2 separate regions of the Homo sapiens genome follow, and region 1 is linked to region 2. A link is an interaction called in ENCODE POLR2A ChIA-PET data of the cell type or tissue named here. Cell type or tissue: A673. All regions are shown on one strand. Each heading gives the region's core, and the rest is flanking DNA. Links, peaks and the distances in the headings are about the cores only. Region 1 overlaps ZFYVE28 (zinc finger FYVE-type containing 28). Region 2 overlaps CFAP99 (cilia and flagella associated protein 99).

Region 1 (5,363 bases), core at 155-5,154, 150 kb before region 2:
GAAGAACTCGGCGAACCTGAGTTCCCCTGAGCCCCCGATCCTCATCACCCACAGGGGACAGCCAGGCTGTGGCCAGCACTCCTCACCCCAGGGATGCTCTGCAGAAGCTCAGGGGGAGGACAGACACAGACAGACAGTGGACAGGCCCAGGGAGCCGCTGTCCTTGCGGAGGCCAGCCCAGCTCAACAACTGACAGACAGCCAGGCCTCAGCCAGCAGCGTGATGGCAGGCCCCGTCAGAGCCACCCCCCGGTCACCAGGCCCCCAGCCTGTGCCCCAGGGGACTCACGTGCAAGATCTCCTCAGGGGACAAGGCCGCCCATGCTGGCAACCCGGAGCCCAGAGAGAGCAGCCCATATGGGGATGGCCCGGCAGTCCCCAGGACCATGCCACCTGGAAGGTGTGTGACCACAAGCCTGCCTGCCTTCTCCGAGGAGCTGGGGTCTCCTCAGCTACAGAACAGGGTCTCGAACTCTTGGCCTCCCAAAGTGTGATCCTTCAGAGGATCACAATGTGCCTGGTGAGACAGGCAGGTTGCAGGCCCCAAGGGCCACTTTGCCAGTCGTCATGGTGACCCCTCCATGATCCCGTAGCTACCCTGACACTCCTGTCTGTTGGCCCTCTCCAGCTTTGTCCTCTCGTGAGGATGCAACGCTGCTCACTGATGGCCCCCAGGAGATGTCTCCAAAAGCCGGGGGCCATGGGGGCAGGTGCAGCAGAGCAGGACACGACCACACCTGCCCCCTGGCCCCAGAGCAGCTGCTGACGTCCACGGCTCACCAGGTCCTTCAAGAAGTCAGCTCCTCTGGGACGGCCTCACCCCTCTCCTGCTGTGGGGCAGGGGCCAGGCCAGGGCTGGGCCAGGGGCCAGGCATCGCCTTGGGGTGCTCACCTGGCTCCTTGCTTCCCCTATTAAGTCCAAGCACAAGCCGAGCAGTGGTGGGGAGGGGTGGGGGCCATAATCTGGTCCCTCCTGGCCCAGCCCTGCCTGGCCAAGATCTGGACTCTGGGGACACAGTGAAGCCCAGGCCTAGACACAGCCCAGCTCTTGAAAAGATCCCACTATTATTATGGTCTGGGAAACTATCCCTTTATGTTTTTCTTCGTAATTACATAAGCAATACATGTGCACCCTAAAAAAATGAGGAAATGCAGATTAGCGAAGAGTGCCTGCACGTGTGCTCCTGCCCCCGGCACACGAGCGGGAGGAGCTCCTGTCGCCCTTCTCGTCTCGCACCTTGCAGGCGCTTTTGCTGCTTTAAAAAGCTCTCTGAACAGAAGCCACCACAACTGGCGAGTCTCAGAGAGGTGGGTGAAGTCAGCTGAGGACGGCATCCTGGTCTCCGGCTGCAGCATCACCGCGGTTGAAACCCGCTTCCTCTTGCTTTCGGCTCAGTGAAGGTGGGAGGAGATGCTTGGCTTTCGAGAAGGGGCTGTTCCCCCTGGAATTTTCCTGGTCCCATGGGGTGGAGGAAAACGACCCCTTGAGAATGCTTCCTGGAGCCACTGGGGAGCAAGTGGCTGGCACCTTCTCACCTTCTTGGGCTCACGGGGAGGCCCCATCCCCTTCTAGGCTCCCCGAGGAGGGGCCAATGCTTACCAAGCAGGCTCCACTGCAGCCAAAGCCCCCGCTTCCACCCCTTGACGGGCTCCCTGATGCTGCCAGGAGCAGGGAGTAGGGCCGGAAGTGGCCCTGAGTCCCCTCTCTCTCCACCTCAGACACTGCTGTGTGCCTCACTGAGACCTGTCCTGAGGGACAGGGCTGGGGGTCCTGGGGTCAGGAGAGCGGGAACTGAGAGCTGCACCTCAAGGGGCAGCACTACAGGCCTGGACTCTGCCCAGCTCCTTCTCCTGGAGCCCCCCTCGGAATGGCAGCCTGCCACACTTGCCGATGCCCATCCCACTCCCCACACGCCTGGCTGGTGGAGGACATGAACCCTGCCTGGGTGGGCCCCAGCGTCTGTGCCCTGGGAGGCTGAGGCTGGACAGCCACCAGCCAGTCCATGGTGCTGCACTGGGCCAAGGAGCTAGGGTGGGGAGCAGAGGGGGCCGGGCTGCAGGGCAGGAGTTGCAGGGAGAGTCAGGGATGTGAGTGTCTCAATGGGCCAGGCTCCAGCACGTCCTCCCAGGCCTTGCTGCCTTCCAGCCCTCAGTGCCACCTCCTTTCCACTTAGCCTAGAGCCAGCACGTCCCCCAACCAGGCTCCTCAGTCACATCCAGGTGCTCTGGGACACAGCATGGGGGGCTGGGAGGACACCATGCTGCAGAGCCTGAGAGGCACAGGCTGAACCCTGGGATGGGTCCTGCAGGCGGCCGGAGAGCTGGGTTGGAAGGGATGGCCCAGCCATGAAGCGAACAGGAATGCCACAGACATGGAGATGCCCACCTTGAAGGCAGCTGTGGGACTCAGTGAGACCCAGCTGGCAAAGCTCCCTACATCTTCGTCCAGGCAGCCATGGGCTGAACGATGGTGGCTCCATGCCAAAGGGACAGGGAGGGAGGCCACAGCATAGGGCAACGCTAGGTCGAGGGGCAGACAGGGACAGGAATAGGAGGGCACAAGGGGTCTACAAGCAGGTCCCCTGGTTTGGCATGGACAAGGGAAGCCGATTGCAGGGGCAGGGCTGTGGCGAGGGCCAGATCAGGTCATCGAGTGCCTGATAACAAGTCAGTGCCTCTGAGGGGACGTCAGGAGGATGGAGCAGGGTCAACGGATTACTCAACACTGCAGCAAAGAAACTCCATTCACGGAATAAGATGATAATTCAACAGACAGTCTGCTAGAAAGACATTGATTTTGTAGTCAAAAATCTTCGCACAAAGAAAACTCCAGGCCCAGATGGCTTCCCTGGTGAAGTCTGTCTCACATTTCAAGCAGAAATAATGCCCGTTCTACACAAGCTCTTCCAGAAACCCGAAGAGGTGGAGCACTCCCCAGCTCCTCCTGGACAGCCATGCTCCTGCACCAGAAAAAGGCATGACAAGAAGACGGCTGCCTGACAGTCCTCTCAGACAGATGCAAAATCCTACTGAAGTTCAGCAAATCAAAGCCAACAGTAAATTCAAAGGCTAATACCTCATGACCATGTACAGTTTGCCCCAGGACTGCAAGGCTGGCCGAACATCTGAACATCAATCATTGTGACTTATTACATTAATAGGCTAAACAGGAGAACCATGTGATTACGTCAAAGAATGCAGAAAAAGCATTTGAGAAAATCCAACATCTGTTCTTGATTAAAAAAAAAAAAAACCTCTTAGCAAATTAGGAATAGGAGAGAACTCCTTTTTTATTTGAGAAGATGAAGGTCATCTGTGAAAATCCTACAGCTCAAATCACACTTAACAGTAGATACTGAATGCTTGGGAATAAGGCAGAATCATCCTGTTTCATTGTTTTCATTCGACGTTATACTGGAGGTTCTGGCTGGTTAAAAAACACAAGAAAAAGGAATACATATAGGACGTACAATTGAAAACAAGCAAAACTGCTTTTCTTCTCAGATGACAAGATCATCTATGTAGGAAAACTGATGAAATCTTTGAAAAAACCATAACTAATAAAGTGAGTTTAGCAAGATCAATCTGGAAGATTAATCTTCTAGAAGATCAGCCGGGTATGGTGGCTCAAGCCTGTAATCCCAGCACTTTGGGAGGCCGAGGCAGGTGGATCACGAGGTCAGGAGATCGAGACCATCCTGGCTAACACGGTGAAACCCCGTCTCTACTAAAAATACAAAAAATTAGCTGGGCGTAGTGGCAGGCACCTGTAGTCCCAGCTACTCGGGAGGCTGAGGCAGGAGAATGGCGTGAACCCAGGAGGCAGAGCTTGCAGTGAGCCGAGATCACACCACTGCACTCCAGCCTGGGTGACAGAGCAAGACTCCATCTCAAAAAAAAAAAAAAAAAAATCTTCTAGAAGATCTACAAAAATCAGTTATAGCTATATTACCAATGAACAATTACAAATTAAAATTATAAAACAAACCAATTGACAATGGCATCACAAAATATAGAATACTTGAGGATTCATCTGACAAAAGATGTGCAAGACCTGTACAGTTAAAAACCATAAAACTTTGCTGAGATAAATTAAAGGCCTAAATAAATAAAGAGATATACTATGTTTATGAACCAGAACTATTATTAAGATGCTAATTCTTTCCAAATTACTACATAGATTCTACATAATCCCAATCAAAATCCCAGCAGGCTTTTTTTTTTTTTTTGGTAAAAGTTGACAACCCTAAAATTCACATGGAAACAGAAAGGAGACAGAATAGCCAAAACAACCTTCAAAAGAAGATAAAGCTGGGCACTTGCACTTCCAACTAAGGCTTATTATAAAGCTACCATATTTAGGACAGTGTGGCATTGGTGTCAATACAGGCAAATAGATTAATAGAACAGACTGGAGAGTTCAGATGTAAACCCACCCCATGTGGTCAGCTGAAGATAAAAATGCAAAGGCAATTCAGTGGAGAAGGAATAGTCTTTCCCAACAAATAATTCTGGAATAATTGACTTTCCTTATGCAAAACAAAAATTGATCCATGCCTCACACCATATACATGAGTTACTTCAAATGGAATACTGTATAGATCTAAATGTAAAACCTAAAAGCATAAGACTTCCAGAAGAAAACATAGAAAAAAATTTTTGTGACTGTGGGCTATGAAAATAATTCTTAGATATGGCACCAAAATCACAATTCATAAAATAAAAAATTGATAAATTGTACTTCATCAAAATTAAAAAGTTTTGCTCTTCAAAAGATACTGTTAGAATGAAAAGACAAGACAAGATTGGGAGAAAATATTTGAAAATCACATAACAGAATTATATCCAGAATATATAAAGAACTATCAGTACTCAATATGGATAAACAACCCAAGTGAAAGAAACAGCAAAAGATGTCAACAGACGCTTCACCAAACAACCAATGACAAATAGCACATGAAGCGACGCTTGAGTCGATGAGGTGGTGTGCCTGTAGTTCCAGCTAATTGGGAGGCTGAAGTGAAGTAGGAGGATTGCTTGAGCCCAGGAGTTCAAGGCCAGCCTGGGCAACATAGCGAGACCCTGTCTCTAAAAAATTACTTAAAAAAAAAAAGATTTTCAACATTATTATTCCTCAGAGAAATGCAAATTAAAACTACAACGAGGTACCACTTCACACCTATCAGAATGGCTAAAAAGCCCACCATACCAAGTGTTGACAAGGACACAGAGGAACTGAACTCTCATATGCTGTTGTTTATCATATGCCAATCATATTTCAATAAAGCCATTTACAACATTTTTTTGTTTTCGTTTTTTGAGATGGAGTGTCACTCTGTTGCCCAGGCTGGAGTGCAGTGACGC
Region 2 (5,363 bases), core at 117-5,116:
GAAACCAGAAACCAAACCCCAGAAACCAGAAACCAAACCCTGGAAACAAGAAGTCACTGGTGTCTGCTCTTCTATTACTATCTTGACATTTTTTTTTTTTTTAAGACGGGGTCTCGCTCTGTCGCCCAGGCTGGAGTGCAGTGGTGCAATCTCGGCTCACTGCAACCTCTGCCTCCTGGGTTCAAGTGATTCTCCTGCCTCAGCCTCCCAAGTAGCTGGGATTACGGCATGTGCCATCACGCCTGGCTAATTTTTGTATTTTAGTAGAGACAGGGTTTCACCATGTTGGCCAGGCTGGTCTCGAACTCCTGACCTCAGGTGATCCGCCTGCCTCGGCCTCCCAAAGTGTTGGGATTACAGGCGTGAGCCACTGCGCCCAGCTTGACATTCTTTTTTTTTTTTTTTGAGACGGAGTCTCGCTCTGTCGCCCAGGCTGGAGTGCAGTGGCAGGATCTCGGCTCACTGCAAGCTCCGCCTCCCGGGTTCACGCCATTCTCCTGCCTCAGCCTCCCAAGTAGCTGGGACTACAGGCGCCCGCCACTACGCCCGGCTAATTTTTTGTATTTTTAGTAGAGACGGGGTTTCACCGTTTTAGCCGGGATGGTCTCGATCTCCTGACCTCGTGATCCGCCCGCCTCGGCCTCCCAAAGTGCTGGGATTACAGGCGTGAGCCACCGCGCCCGGCCGACATTCTTAATAATTGCTGAACAGGCGGGGCATGGTGCCTCACGCCTGTAATCCCAAAACTTTGGGAGGCCAAAGCTGGAAGTTTGCTTGAGCCCAGGAGATCAAGACCAGCCTGGGCGACAGAGCAAAACCCCATCTCTACAAAAAAATATTTTTTTTCTTTTGAGGTGGAGTCTCACTCTGTCCCCCAGGCTGGAGTGCAGTGGCGTGATCTCCGCTCACTGCAAGCTCTGCCTCCCAGGTTCATGCCATTCTCCTGCCTCAGCCTCCCGAGTAGCTGGGACTACAGGCGCCCGCCACCACACCTGGCTAATTTTTTTTGTATTTTTAGTAGAGACAGGGTTTCACCATGTTAGCCAGGATGGTCTCGATCTCCTGACCTTGTGATCCACCCGTCTCAGACTCCCAAAGTGCTGGGATTACAGGCGTCAGCCACCGCGCCCGGCCAAAATTTTTTTTAAATTAGCCTGGCATGGTGGTGCTTACCTGTAATTCCAGCCACTCACGAAGTTGAAGCAGGAGGATCACTTGAGCCCAGGAGTTTGAGGCTGCAGTGAGCCATGATTGTGCCACTGCACTCCAGCCTGGGTGACAGAGCAAGACCCCTTCCTAAATGATAATAATAATAATAATATAATAATAATAATAATTGTTGAGGCCGGGCACAATAATCCAGCAGTTTGGGAGGCCGAAGTGGGTGTATCCCTTGAGGTCAGGAGTTTGAGACCAGCCTGACCAACACGGTGAAACCCCGTCTCTATTAAAAATAGAAAAAAATTAGCCGGTCATGGTGGCACGCGCCTATAATCCCAGCTACTCAGGAGGCTGAGGCAGGAGAATCACTTGAACCTGGGAGGCGGAGGTTGCAGTGAGCTGAGATGGCGCCATTGCACTCCAGCCTGGGCGACAGAGCGAGACTCCATCTCAAAAAAAAAAAAAAAAAAATTGTTGAACAAAGATCCATGTTTTGTCTTGCCCTGGGTCCCACAGTGGTGGAGGTGGCCCTGGATCAATCTCGGCCTGCAGAGCCCCAAAGCGCCAGCCCAGGACAGAGTGCTCAGGGGCTGCTGCAGGGACTCCCTAGGAATTTGGGGCGCTGGCCACACAGCACCGTTGGGGACAGGGTGGTGCCCCCAACACTGGTGCCTGCACACTTACCAACTCAGAGAGCCTCTGGAGGCAGATCCATGTGAATTGCCCACGTAAATCCCCAAGGGAACTGCCCAGGAGACTGCCTCCCTCCATCCCACACCCCATGCCCCGCTGGGCCATGCCTATCCCATTGGGGTCCTTCTTCCTGCCTCGGGGCTCCAGGAAGAGGCCAGCCTGGGCCTTGAAGAAGGGGAGCAAGCTACTGGGACGCCACCTTGTGGCCTCTCCAGGGAAGCCCCTGGGCCACACCTTGGGTGCTGGTACCACCATGGTCAGGAGTGGTGGGCGGTGACATGGTGTGGCTCCCAGGAGGTGGCGCTCCTCACTCTGCAGGGAGTGGCCCTGAGACACCTGTAGGGGGCTGATGGCCCCACAGCTCCAGGGAATCTGCCCGCTGGCAGAGGGGGAGTCAGACCCACCGCAAAGCCCCACCCCAACTCCAGCAGGTTCCGGGTAGGGCTGTCCCACCACACCCCAGTGAGGATGGGGGCCTCAATACAGGGCTGTGTCCTGGTGGGAGCACCCCAGCTGAGACGCTGAGTGTGGGGATGGGGTTTGGAGATGGAGGGATTGGGTGGGGGCAGGGACCAGTGCTGAGTCTGTCCCAGGGGACTCAGGAAAGCACAAAAGGTCTGCTCCCAAATGGGGGTGGCCAGAAGGAAGGTAAGTAGAGACCCCAGCCTCGGGGCAGGGAAAATGGCCCCCTTGAGGGAGGAAGCAGTAACAGCGTGCAGCTGAAATGGGAAGGGGTGGGAAAGGGGGTGGAAGCAGCTGCGGAAGGCTCTAGAGGGATCCCTGGTTTCCTCTGCATGGAGAAGAGAAGGGCGTGGAGGCCCGAGGGGAGGCTGCTGGGGAGGGTGGCCACCCTGGGGAGGCACAGCAGTGACTGCAGGCCCTGCCTGGCCGGCACACAGAAGCCGCCATCCTGCCCACCATTACCCCCGCTCAGCCCGTGCCTCCTCGGCCACCTCCCAAGTCAACTCCCTGCCCCCAAGACCACCATTCAGGATGTGCTTCTGGGGCCGTCACCATGGAGCCCCGGACCCTCGGCTCCCCATCCAACTGGCTTTCGGGAAGTTGACTGGACAAGGCCCTCCAAGCTGAGGATGTGCCGCCAGCTTCTCAGGCACCCCCTCCCCACGGCAGCCCACCCAGGGACCCCGGGGGCTGCTCCTCCCAGCTGGAAGGGGAGCCAAGGTCCAGGCCTCCAGCACCAGCATCAGAGTTCCGTGGTGACAGTCCCAGAAGCACACCCTGCGCGGTGGCCTTGGGGGCAGGGAGCTCACTGGGGGTGCTGGGGGCCTTGGGGGCAGGGAGCTCACTGGGGTGCTGGGGGCCTTGGGGGGAGCCACTGGGGGTGCTGGGGGCCTTGGGGGCAGGGAGCTCACTGGGGTGCTGGGGGCCTTGGGGGGAGCCACTGGGGGTGCTGGGGGCCTTGGGGGCAGGGAGCTCACTGGGGGTGCTGGGGACTTTGCCCGGTGAGGGGTTGGGCCCAGGGCTCCGGCCCCCTGACAGCCCCCGTCCACCCCAGTTCCTCAGGTTCTTCTTCAACCCCCTGCACCTGTGCTCATGGATCAAGGATGAGTGGAGCCTCATCTACGAGCCAGCCCACGTGAAGGAGAACTGGATCGACCCCCTGATGAGGTAGGCTGGATGGGGGGCTCTGGGGGCCCTGAATGGCATCTGCACCCCATTCCAGGTGCCTCCACGGGCACGGGAGCTCCACGTTCCCCTTCCTGCTCCCAGAAGCTCTATGAGTGTCAGTAATCACTCCGTGTTCGGATGAGATCTTCGGAGAAGCCCCAAGTCCCAGGCTGGCCCCACAGCCTCGCGGGGAGGAAAAGACGTGGTCCAACTGCCCAAGCCCCAGCCTGGGCTCCCTCCATGCCAGTCAGCTGACACGTGGCGGGTGGCTGAAGGCCATTTCAGGACTGGCTGAGTGAATGGGGCAGAGCCGGCCCTTCTGTGCTGGAGCCTACATGCTGGCTGGGGCTGCGTCAGTGGTTCTAGTCCTGTGGGGACTCTGCAGGGCCTTTGGCCTCTCTGCAGATCCCAAGAGTGCGGAGTAGGGGTGAGGGTGGAGGGAGCTGAGGAAGCCACAGATCAGTTCCTGGTGGATTCTGGGGTCTAGATATCTCTCGGGGTCCCCAAGCCTGCTGCCCTCATGCTGCCCTTGCTGCCTTCTCCTGCCTCCCCAGCAGGCCTGGGGCAAACTCCGGGGCAGGCCAGAACCCCCAGGCAGAGGGGTCAGCACAGTTGCTAGGGCCCTGCCTTGTGCTCCATGGAGAGGCCTGCTGGGGCCTGAGTGCAGCTGAGGGGCCCCCCAGTTTTTTCCCTTCTGATAGGACTTGAAGGGATCCACTTTTTCTTCCTAAGGACAGACAGACAGGCTGTTTTGGCCCAAGCAGACCACTTAGGTGCCAGCTGTGTGCAGAAGACCTGGAGGCCCAGGGGAGATGGAAGCCGTTCCTGTGGGGAGAGGAGGCCCTGGAGATGTTCCTTTACCAAGGGGAAGTCCCCAGTCCCACCCAGTCCACTCCTGGCAATCAAGATAAACCTCCAAAGGAAGGAGTAGGAGTGGCCCTGCTGGTGCCCCTACCTTGTGCCCCAGGCTAGACTCACTGCCCACTCAGGGGCCCCCATGGCCTGGGCCTGCAGGGTTGCCTCTGGGAAGCTACTCAGCTCAGTTCCCGTGAGCCCCTCTTCCTGCGCCACCACCCCCATTCAGGCTTCCTCTGCCTACTCTAGGACCAGCCCCTCTCCCCAACCTGCCTCAAGTTGGGAGCACTGGGGCCTGGCCCTGGCGAGACCCCAAGACTCCACTTGCTATGGGCCCTGGACCATGGCTCTTAAGGTGAGGGAGGAGCTATTTGAAGCCATGCCCTCTGCCCCCTGGGAGCCCACACAAGAGGATACTTGATAGGCTGATGATGGTGGGCTGTGCCCATGCTGGGTGTGGGACATGGAAGGGGGAGCCCCACACTCGGGCGGCCTGGCAAGGCCCTTCCCAAACCCCTGCTCGACAGCACCCCCACCCAGAGGCTGTACCAAGGACAACTGGGCTCCTGCCCCACCTGACTCCACAGCTCCATTTCCAGGAGTCACCAACAGTATAGTTCCAGAATGTTCCTTTCCAAAAAGCTCCTTTCTCCACTGCTGGCTTCCATCTGCTCCAGCCCAGATTGGCTTCCTGCATCCTGGCTACTGCTTGTCCTCAGAGCCCCTGGATTCCTGCAGCAGGGCTGTCCCTGTCCTCCCAGCTCCCCACTCACCAGCATGGCCCAATGCCTCTGGGCCTATTTCCTGTATCTGTACAAGGGGACTGCGTCTGTATATGTTTCAGGGGTTTAGTTGACAGCGTGTATGCCTACAAGTAGAAGCCACTTCGTGAAGTGAGGCCGTCCATCCCACTATCACCTCCACCCCAAGGTGGACCCAATCGCTGCGGGAGCCCTCTGGATCCTAAAGGCCATCGCCTTATTGAACAGCTTAGGGAGTGACCATAAGAGGTGTTTCCACTTTTG

Evidence for each region. Peaks named below come from ENCODE experiments on the same cell type or tissue, not always from the same donor. Only the 100,000 strongest peaks of a DNase experiment are listed, where the experiment ranks them.
Region 1: POLR2A ChIA-PET joins it to region 2 with 11 read pairs; 2 of 35 experiments call an interaction of 5 or more read pairs at or near these places.

Annotation. Positions count from the first base shown.
Region 1 is chr4:2,289,862-2,295,224 of GRCh38, forward strand. All of the region lies in intron 8 of ZFYVE28 (zinc finger FYVE-type containing 28), which reads right to left. Among named protein-coding and RNA genes, the nearest start is that of MXD4, 30 kb to the left of the region's middle. RefSeq lists a silencer at 1,226-1,275. In A673, for the core only: no CTCF peak of the experiment used is centred there; a DNase peak (open chromatin) is centred at 3,190.
Region 2 is chr4:2,439,760-2,445,122 of GRCh38, forward strand. It overlaps CFAP99 (cilia and flagella associated protein 99), which reads left to right. Exons shown (of 16, transcript NM_001193282.4): 5 at 3,371-3,483. Among named protein-coding and RNA genes, the nearest start is that of CFAP99, 23 kb to the left of the region's middle. In A673, for the core only: CTCF peaks have their summits at 2,097 (motif pointing left) and 2,309; a DNase peak (open chromatin) is centred at 2,072.